2 separate regions of the Homo sapiens genome follow, and region 1 is linked to region 2. A link is a contact called in ENCODE Hi-C or POLR2A ChIA-PET data. All regions are on one chromosome and are shown on one strand. Each heading gives the region's core, a stretch centred on a gene start or an enhancer-like site at or near the end of the contact. The rest is flanking DNA. Distances are from core to core; before and after follow the strand shown.

Region 1 (4,835 bases), core at 1,341-3,840, 170 kb before region 2:
CCTATGACACACAAGTCCTCCTTTTTCTTCTAGCTGCTGTACCCACCACTGACCACCCTCTGTGAATACCTTTTCTGTGTATTTTCTGGCCTCTCTTCCCGAGACGTTTTCTGGTTGCTCCCCCCTCACTTCTCTGGTCTTGTATGATTGCATCTAAATGTTGCTATCTGTCAGAGGTCTTTGCCTACTTCTACTGAGGCATCTACAGTGTGTTTCAAAATCCCTACTTAGTTGATTTAGTTTTCTCACATCTCAAAACTAGTGTATCCGAAATTAGCCGGGCATCGTGGTGCACGTCTGTAGTCCCAGCTACTCTGGAGGCTGAGGCACAAGAATCGCTTGAACCCAGGAGGCAGAGGTTGCTGTGAGCTGAGATCATGCCACTGCACTCCAGCCTGGGTGACAGAGCGAGACCCTGTCTCAAAAAACCCCCCCCCAAAAACAGCAACAAAAAAGCTGTATCAAATATGGAATTTGCTCTCTTCTAAACGTGCTTCCTTTTCTGCTCACCCTTTCTCTGCCAGTGTTACCATTTTCCAACCTCCCCGCTGAAATGGTACCACATTTTCCAGGTTTTCTGCCTACTTTTCCAATACTTCTTTCTCAGTCTCTTTTGTCAATCTTCTTCTGCAGCTCACTCCCTGAACATCAGTGTTAGCTGGAGTTCTGTCCCAGCTTCTTCTTTCTTGTCATCCCATTTGGTTTTCCATGGTGAGCTCTCTCAAACCTGTGTCTCCAGCCCAGATCCCGAAATCACTGTGTCCAACACTGTATTCATCATTTCTCCCCAATGCCACCCTCTCCCCACTCACCACATGCACCTTTTTGTGTATTCAGTGGCTAGAATGAATGCCTAGGCATCCACTCCAGAAATCTGGGAATCACCCTTGACTCCTTCCCGTACTCGCTTCCCACACTCGGTCAGTCCTGTCAATCAGAACTCCTTTGTGTCTCTGGAGCATATACTCTTCTCTCAACCCCTGTTACCAGAGCCTTATTTTAGGCCCTCATCAATTTTCATCTGGATTTCCAAGGTATCATCTTGGTTAATACTTGTATCAGCCCATTTTCCAGAAGAAAAAAACTGAAGCTTAATGACATTAAGTAATTATTGCTTATGATGACACTTGCTGGTACCAAGATTTGAACATAGGAAGTCCAGCTCTAGGATCCTCACTCTTAAGCACAAATTATACCACGTCTCTGTTTTGGGAAAAGGAAGGGGGCAATTAGATGGTATATTCTATTTCTTTGCTACTCAAGTGTGGGCCAGAGACCTGCAACATCACATTATCAGGGACTTTGCTAAAAATGCTGAATCTCAGAGCCGCCTAGGCCTCCTGAATCAGAATCTGCATTTACCAACATGTCCAGGTGTTTCATGTGCTTGTGAAGCGCTGCTCTAGTGCAGGTGTGAAGAGTACTGTGTAAGTGCATGTAATTAAACCCAACACTAGCCTTCAGGCCCCCATTCTTAAATTTCCTCTCAAATAGACTTATCTGTGGTTTGAGGTAAAAATTTTTGTTTTAAGACAGAAGCACTTCTAACCAATGGCAATGCATCTTTCTAACACAGCTTAAAGAAAGCTTTGGGGACACATAAGAAGAGAAGTGGGGAACTGGGGTCACAGCTGTGTGACCTGAAGTATATTTGCTCACTCCGGGATGCCAGCTCCAGGTCCCGCCATACCCTGCACTGTTTTCTACCAGTGCTAACAGGGGAAGGAGTACATAAAGGCATTTCTAAGAGGGTGGCTAATATGGAGGGGAAATATAGCGCCACCCATAGATTTCTTACACTGGCCTGATGACTGAGTCATACTCATTTATAGTCATGAAACAGAGGAGAATAACCAAGACTCGAGTGCACAGTGAGTTGGCAATAGATGTAATCATAAGACCCAAGAATTCCTAGCTCTTATTCCCTGGCTCTAGCTATGGGACCACACACGTGAAATCATCTTTTTTACAGATTATTGAGTCCCCCCTTACAAAAATCTTGCCCTGGGACCCCTTGTCTCCATCCCTGAGGCTATGCACATGGAGGAAATCATGAATGCCACCTCATCTGCTGTGTAGGGGAAAGATTTACTTTCTGTATTTGCACTGACATCTACAGTCTGTGTCTATAGTCTTTGATGCCTCAGAACTATATCCAAAGGCTGCCATTGTCTTACAGCTTATGTAAGAAAATCCTTATCTTGGCTTTACAATTAACACAGAAGTGCTAAATGGCAATATTGATGAGTTTGAGAAAAGAACCAGAAATCTAGGGAAAATGTGAATGAATCTCTTTTTTTAAAAGGCAGGCTTAGTGAAATTTGTACCACTGGATCCAATCCCATTGAAACGGGTTGTAAAAAAATAAAGTTTCCATGCTGCTAAGCTGCTTTTATGTGGCCGTGGCATCTCTGCACGCAGCTTGTATGTGTGGGATGCTTCAGTTCCAAGTCAAGCTTGTGCAAAGGTAGACCTCAGATCTGCTGTCTGCACTTAGGCGTCTTCCAAGAGAAACACCCGCCAACTCAATCATTGTCTGACTAAGAGAACCTGGAGTCCTCAGATAGGGAAAAACGAAAAGTTAAATCAAGCAGTTTCATACATACCTGTGACTCATTGTGAAACCCAAGCTGCAGAAAACTGACAGCAGGAACAGAGAATGCTGACCTAGTTTGCCAGAACAAAGGTAGGATTTACTTTTTTGGTTGTGAATTTTTGTTTCTTTATCAAAACAGAGGAGTTTAATGAACATTAGTTCTTAAGGAAACAGGAGGCAGATAACTGAGGGTGGAGCCGGGTCTCCTTTATCCTCCCTCTTCCCTGCCTGGCCCAGTCACTAGGCCTCAGCTGAAACCTTCAAAACCCTTATCTGCCCACTGAAGTGGCAGACTTCTTTAACCTTTGACCTAAATTGTGTTTGAACTTTCATCTTGAGGAAGCAAAGTTTTAACATTAAGCCACTAAAGACTTCAAAAGCCCTGGATTTATGTCCTGTTCTTTAGCAAGAATCCCAATACCCTTGTCTTTGACCAACAAATAAAGTGGGGCTTGTTTGTCCCAATTCTAGTAGTGATATGCTAGGTGAAGAATAATAATCAAGAGGAGGGTATTTATAGCGCTTGATGCATTTTAATAGATAAGCTTCCCAAGAAACAAATCAAAGGAAATATTTCCCTACAGTTTTCAAGACTTTTTATTTGGAGTTCTTATTTTTATTCACAGAATAAATGTGAACATTACTTAAGAAAGACTTTCATTTCTGCCTCTCTGAGAGTATCTAAGGAATTTTAAAGTAAGTCATGTTAATATTTTGGGGTCCAAATTGAGAAAGTCCAAAAGTCACAATACAATATCTCACAATCTCTTTAGAGCCAGTTGCATTTGAAAAAACAATGACTATTTTAATGGATCGTCCTTTATATTCTCGCCTAAATTCACAGAGGATTTGCATTTAGCCATAAACATGCTCAGATGAGGACATGCCTTAAAGAGAGTATCTGAAGGGCAAAGTAAGTCTGAGAGGATTAACAGCAGAATAAAATCCAGATTAAATCAGATAACCAAGGAAAAATTAGTAGAAGAACTAGAAACATTTTAATGTCTGTAACAGGGAAACACCACCCTCAGTGCCCTGAAAAAAGAGGGATGCCCAACAGATTTAAATCAAAGGCCAAAACTTACTTTGATTTATATCTGTAACTCTTATGACTTGCTCTTTTATAAAAAAAAATTTTTACATTAATTTTATTTGTCCTGTCAATTAAAGTAACTGAGGCTGCCAAAACACTGTCATTTCTTATAACTGATTACTCTCCCCTTCCCATGGCTGTCATATGTGTCTCAAGTGTATTTGTCTTTGGAATGTTGTTCCTTTATTGCCTTTTGTGGGACCTGTCTTGCTCTGGCATTTTTACTGTGGTAGACACATTGCTATATTACAGTAAGCCAAAGGTCATCTACACAGCCATCAATTCTAAGAATAATTTTTTGGTTAATAAAAGTAATTTTCTTAGCTGAGGGCTACTTGCTGTGAGGAGGATTTATATTTGCCAAATCACATTTTCTAGAAAGTGATAGAATGTCAACCATCGAACTATAATTTTTGATGCTATAATAGTTTGTTAAAAACCAAATTTTCTTTCTTTAATGTGGCTTTTGAATACAGTAAGAAAGTTGAGTGAGGGTAAGTGACATGATGAAGCAAAAACATGTTTTGGGAAAATGTGTAACAAATGTTATTTGCTTCCTGGCTTAGAAAGCACCTAGGCAGAGAGAACAGAGGGAGTGTGTTGATTAAGAGCAGGAGTTGGAGCTACAGAGATATGGAATGGAAAACTGTCTCAGCCATCTGCAGTGATCCTAGACAACTTAATTAACTTCTCTCAGCTGGGGCTTTTTCATCTGTAAAATGGGCATGGCAATAGTACCTACCTCCTAGGTTTATTTGGAGAAAGAAATGGGATTTGCACAAAAAGCGTTTGGGTCTGTAAATGTGTATCTGCCAGGCAAGGCTGCTTATACAGCATTGACACACAGCCCCACATTCTCAAGGGCTTAAAACAACTGAGAAGCTCTTGTTGATGCTGATGTCCACTGCAGATTTGTGGGGTGCCAGTGGTTGTCTGCCCATCGAAGTCATTCCGGGATCCAGGCGATGGAGCAGCCACCCCTCAGATTTTGTTGTTTACATGCAGAGGAGAAGTGCAGTCTGCAGTTTTTCTTCCAGCAATTATGAAAAGCTCAGCCTACAAGTGACACATATCACCTATCATCAAACTTCATTGGCCAGAACCAGTCTTATGACCCCACCTACTCACACGGGGCAAGAAGGCGGA
Region 2 (5,000 bases), core at 347-2,846:
CAGCTGTTGTGCATGGCACATGGAAGTCTAATTGCATCTAAAATATCTGCTGTTTACAGTGAGACTGTTTTGGTGGGGGATTTGCAGTCAGCATTGGAGAATGAAGGCTGCTTCCAGAGCCACTTTCCTCTTTTTCAAATGCTGGCAAGAAATTAATTCTACCAAAAGTGATTTCTGCTTTTCACTCCACCCCAGTGTGCCTTGCTCTCAAGCTTTCCAATGCCTACTCTACCTATTCTCTTCAAGGATCAATCATTCTTTTCATCTCCTTGCAGCTGTATACACTATCTTAACCAGGTGTGAAATGCAATTAAGAAATAATTCTGACCTCACAGTCTTTTTTTTCTTAATAGCAATCTGATGGAGGGCAATTTTTTAATCTTTCACATCATCACTGTGGACAGTAAATGCAATTCTGTGCCTACATTTTGTTAAGAAAGGAGCCATCTACAGATCCAGGGGAAGACTGGCAGCATCCAAACAGATGATGCATCATCTTAAAACACGATTGCTTGCCATCCACTGTGGCTCTTTTTGTCGTGTATAAAGAGCTATATGCTTTCAGGAGAAGCACAACTCACACTTGTTGAATTAAACAAGAGGCTCGGGTGTTTTGCCAAGTACTCCAGAGACTGGTTCTACTCTCACACAGGAAGAAATTTGAGGTGAGAATTTCTGTTAGAAATGCTGATGAGATTATATACATTAGTTGAGGTGTTTTTTTTTTTAAGAGGGAAAAAAGGGAGGAAAGAGTTTTGTGGAGGACTTCAGAGCTTTCAAAGCCACTGAGCTCAGATTGCATACAAGTATAAAGGAATGCTCTCTTGTTCCCACAAAGCTCATGTTACGTCATGAAGCTAAAGGACTGCATTTCTTATTTTCCACTTTTCTTATTTTTGTTTTCAATTTGCCCAGTGTAAACAAGTAATGTTCCCTTAGTAAATGAATTTTTTTCTTAAGTATGAGATTATAATGGGACTAATCTGTGTATTTCAGGACACACAGAAGCACGTTCCTGTTCACTTTTTAGAAAAATCCATAATGTTTTTAGCTTTATTTTATTCACTTGATCTAGTTACCAGTTGACTATATTGGGCAGACACGGAAACGTGGAAATCTGCGGAAGAGCACAGAGCCATCTCACTATTTAGTGCATAAATTTTGGGGCAAAGTCTGTGACTATCGTTTTCATCAGAAGATGTTCAGTAGTTCTAATTTTTTTAATTTTGGCTTTTTAAAAACTGTAATGCCTGACTGGAATTAGTACATCAGCGGCTGTATTTTTTAAGTGTCTGAATTACGTTAGGCAACTATACTAAATATTTACGAAACAATGCTTGCGAAATAATCCGTATTGATTTCCATCATAAGCTGTGTGTAAAAGAATAAAAAGGTTCTCTCCAGTTCTGAGTTCAGGGACAGCCATGGTAATTTATGTTAAGTTTCAGTCCCTTCTTTTATTTTTGTCTTTTTGAGATGACCATTCCCCCTGCTGATTTTCCAAATGTAGCAAAGCTGGATCTACTAGTTCCACTCTAAAGAAAACAAAGATAATAATCTGATTTAGACATTGAAGAACATCAGTATGAATGGCAACAGTAGTAGAGAACAGTGAGTCAACATTTCTCTCTTTCCAGTTCAGCTTCTCTTTAGCATTTAAAATATGTCAGCCAGTAGTACAAAGCCAAACCATTAAAAGAATGTAATTCACAATATTTTGGCTTCTATTTTTCACCAGCTTCTGAGTAATATATTGTACAAGAAAGGGGCCTTTGTTGTGTTTATAATACATGTATAACCTGGTGGGAAGCCGAATAAAAAATGTATATTATTTGCATAACTTGAACTAAAGAACCTAGTGCATTATTGGGTCTTGAATGTCTTAAATTTAAGTGAGCTGGCTTAAGAGTAATATTACTCTATTACTGTTCTGTAATTCATATAATGAAATCATACAGCTAAAAAAAATTTAAGGTTTTAACAATGATAAGTGGAACCTGATTTTTGAACTCCTTTTTAATGAAAACAGTAATTTATAAACTGGCACATATGTGCCCTTTTTTGTTTGCTGACAATAAAAGTCTGTTGCATTTGTATCCTTTCATCTGCTCTCCCCTCTGTGCATGTAAGAGAAGCCAATTTAGCCTAATGGATGTTACAGGAATGCTAGGCACCAAGGACAAACAGCCTCATGGAAAATCAACGGATCCGCTTCCCAGACAAGACCATTGGAATGCCTGGAGCTCCATGTAATTTTCTGTGTCCTGACAACCTCCCCAACCTGAGTTTCCTTCAAGCCCACCACCTGAGCCATCTGAGCAAGTTGAGCTAGGCTGAAGCTCCAATGCTGTCACACTTTGTATTGTATATAGAACAAGAATAGATGGACTTCCCCTTATGTGGGTGGTACTAGTCATCTTTAATTCTTATGGGTGAGGGAAGTTTTCCTTTAGTAGAAACATAAACACATAGCAATGCCCCTTTCCCCACTCAGGAGATGTGCATTCACTTTTAAAATAGCTGCTGTTATTTAGTATTCATATATGTAGAATAGGCTCTTAAATGCTTCTAATAACAGTATCATAGAAGTTCACATTGCCTGCCTGGCTGAGTATCCTAACTTACAGCTAAAGAGAGATTGTTCTCTAGCTCTATTTGGAAATAAAGGATGTGGTGTATGACCAGATGTTGGAAGCCTCCCTTCTTGTAATATCAAATAAGTATAATTATAATATATGTTAACTATTTACAATCACTAAAATGTTTCTTGGAAAGACTAGGAATGACTAAATTAGTAAACTAATAGAATGAAAAATAAAAATGGTCAAATGTATAGAAGCAAAGAGAAATTGTCTGAAATAAGATATTACACATTGAAATATTTATAGTATCTATTATCAAATAAATGCAAATGTCAAATACAAACTACATTATCTTTTATTAATGACTTTAAGTATATATTTTTAAAATGTTAAACCACTCATATGGAGCCAGTGAAAAGTTTTCTACCTAGTGTAGTTTTTTCTACAGTTGATGGAGTATATCTCCTTCCTGAGAATGTGATGCTACAGGCATAATTGTAATAAATTGTTAACTCTGTAATCTAAAAAACTATACTGAGAATGTAATATCTAACTATTTTTAATCTTCCTTTTTAAAAGCAAAGTCTGAAACATATCAGCTCAGTTGCAATCATCCTTTAAAAAGATTAAAGCCATCAACCTAGTTCTACAAATGGCAACCTAAAGATCCTTCTGCTTTTTGTTTCTGGAAGGAGAGGGATGGGGGAGGGGAGAATTTGGAGAGGAGGTGTTGGCTTGAAAAATAGGCTTGGACGAGTTGCAAGCTCTGAAAACAGATTTCTTTATCTGCAAGCCAGGTTGGAGCGCATCCCCAGCTTGCTATTCTGAGCCACCTCGTCCAGTTGAGAAGACTGCCATCTCTAGGATGGCGTATGAGCGGGATGCTTTTTCACTTCCACGGCTCTGGACTTTTTTCTGTCTTAGGTCTCTCCTAAGCAGGAAAATGCCAGTTTTGCCAATCTGTGTTCTTGGTGATATGGACTACCATCTATCTGTGTGGGGCTGGGATCACAAACGTCCTTTCATTGGCAATATGATCTGGATTGGGACCAAGGTCATAAGGTAAATAGCCAGTGCTTTATCCTATCAGCCAAGTCCTTGATAAGGGGTGCTCTTTGATGTTGAGAATGATAGTTGGCTTTTTCAGAACTAATATCCAAAACAGTAATACATAATGCATTTGTTTCTATCTTACAGCTGCTGATACATGGTTGAAGGTTAATTTAAAGATTATTTAATGACAAGAGCTACTTTAATTCAATCAAATGCTTCAGAAAACAAAAATTATCCTCTACTAATGAAAAAAAAATTGTAAGCAAATACATCTACAATTTTCAACATCTTCCCAATTCATTATATTTCTTCTTTTAATACAAGCCAGTAGCTGGCTGGGTTGAATCCTTCTTACTGATGATGGCTCTCTCTCCATGGCTGCATTATGGTTGAATTATTTACAGTACACAATGCCCCTTGTACAGGGCATAAAGACTTCTACTGATGCAGAGAATGATTCTATCTACTATATTGGTAATAACTGGCTTCCACCCTGATGGCTAATTGTGATGAAAAAAAGCTCCATTTCTTCACATCCTTTGGTTCTGAAGATCCTGTCTCTTCTTTGCTTAACTGAACCACATGAACATGGAGCACATAACGTGTTTGCTTTTCCACAGGCTTGTGTCAGACGCTTTATCAGGGCAAATACTATGCACATTACCCATGATTTTTGCAGTTTTTTTCTTGATAAATTTATTGCTTCATCTGGGCAGCCTGCTAACCTGATCCTTTACCATTTCTCCTGCGACACATGGTTTTGCTGAACTTAACCCTGACTGGATTTCCAAAGATGTTAGGAAGAGAACTAACAAAAATGTGGGTGAAGGAACAAAAAAATAGAGATCTGAAGGCTGAAGTTCATAGCAAGTGATAGGTTACATCAACTTGGATGCCAGATATATACAAAAATCAGGGGCTGAAAAACATCTACTCTCCTTTTATAAAAAGAGGATAAGCCACATTATTTAACTATCTTCCAATTTTTTTATTACTGAAAAAAAAAAATGCTGTGGCACTTTGGGAGGCCGAGGCAGGTGGATCAGCTGAAGCTGGGAGTTTGAGACCAGCCTGGCCAACACGGTGAAACCCCCGTCTCTACTAAAAATACAAAAATTAGCCAGACGTGGTGGCACGCACCTGTAATCCCAGCTATTCTGGAGGCTGAGGCATGAGAATCGCTTGAACCTAGGAAGCAAAGGTTGCAGTGAGCTGAGATTGCGCCACTGCACTCCAGCCTGGGTGACAGAGCAAGACTCTGTTTCAAAAAAAAAAAAAAAAAAAAAAAAGCTGTGAAAATATCTTGGGTTAAAAAAAACTATTTTCCTGGATTTAGAGGGTACAAGTGCAGTTTTGTTCCATGGA

What was found. Hi-C counts contacts between places; a loop is a spot of excess contacts on that map. ChIA-PET counts read pairs that join two places held with the same protein, here RNA polymerase II (POLR2A). Pooled maps may share reads with other maps.
Region 1: a map of K562 shows a loop between it and region 2 (2.8-fold over the local background). The contact joins two enhancer-like sites. A Hi-C loop is called at or near these places in 2 of 168 maps with a recorded cell type or tissue (Caco-2 and K562), 2 of 37 single-sample maps with no recorded cell type and 4 of 50 pooled maps. POLR2A ChIA-PET finds 5 or more read pairs at or near these places in 3 of 52 experiments (B cell, H1 and activated T-cell).

What each region holds. Positions count from the first base shown.
Region 1 is chr14:57,058,491-57,063,325 of GRCh38, reverse strand. No RefSeq gene overlaps it. Among named protein-coding and RNA genes, the nearest start is that of EXOC5, 210 kb to the left of the region's middle. RefSeq lists an enhancer at 2,129-3,328. Within about 2 kb of position 2,590, at least 2 of the 41 ENCODE cell types and tissues checked have a DNase peak (open chromatin) inside an H3K27ac peak, as active enhancers do.
Region 2 is chr14:56,883,212-56,888,211 of GRCh38, reverse strand. The region is part of intron 1 of OTX2-AS1 (OTX2 antisense RNA 1); the gene reads right to left. Among named protein-coding and RNA genes, the nearest start is that of OTX2-AS1, 73 kb to the right of the region's middle. Within about 2 kb of position 1,596, at least 2 of the 41 ENCODE cell types and tissues checked have a DNase peak (open chromatin) inside an H3K27ac peak, as active enhancers do.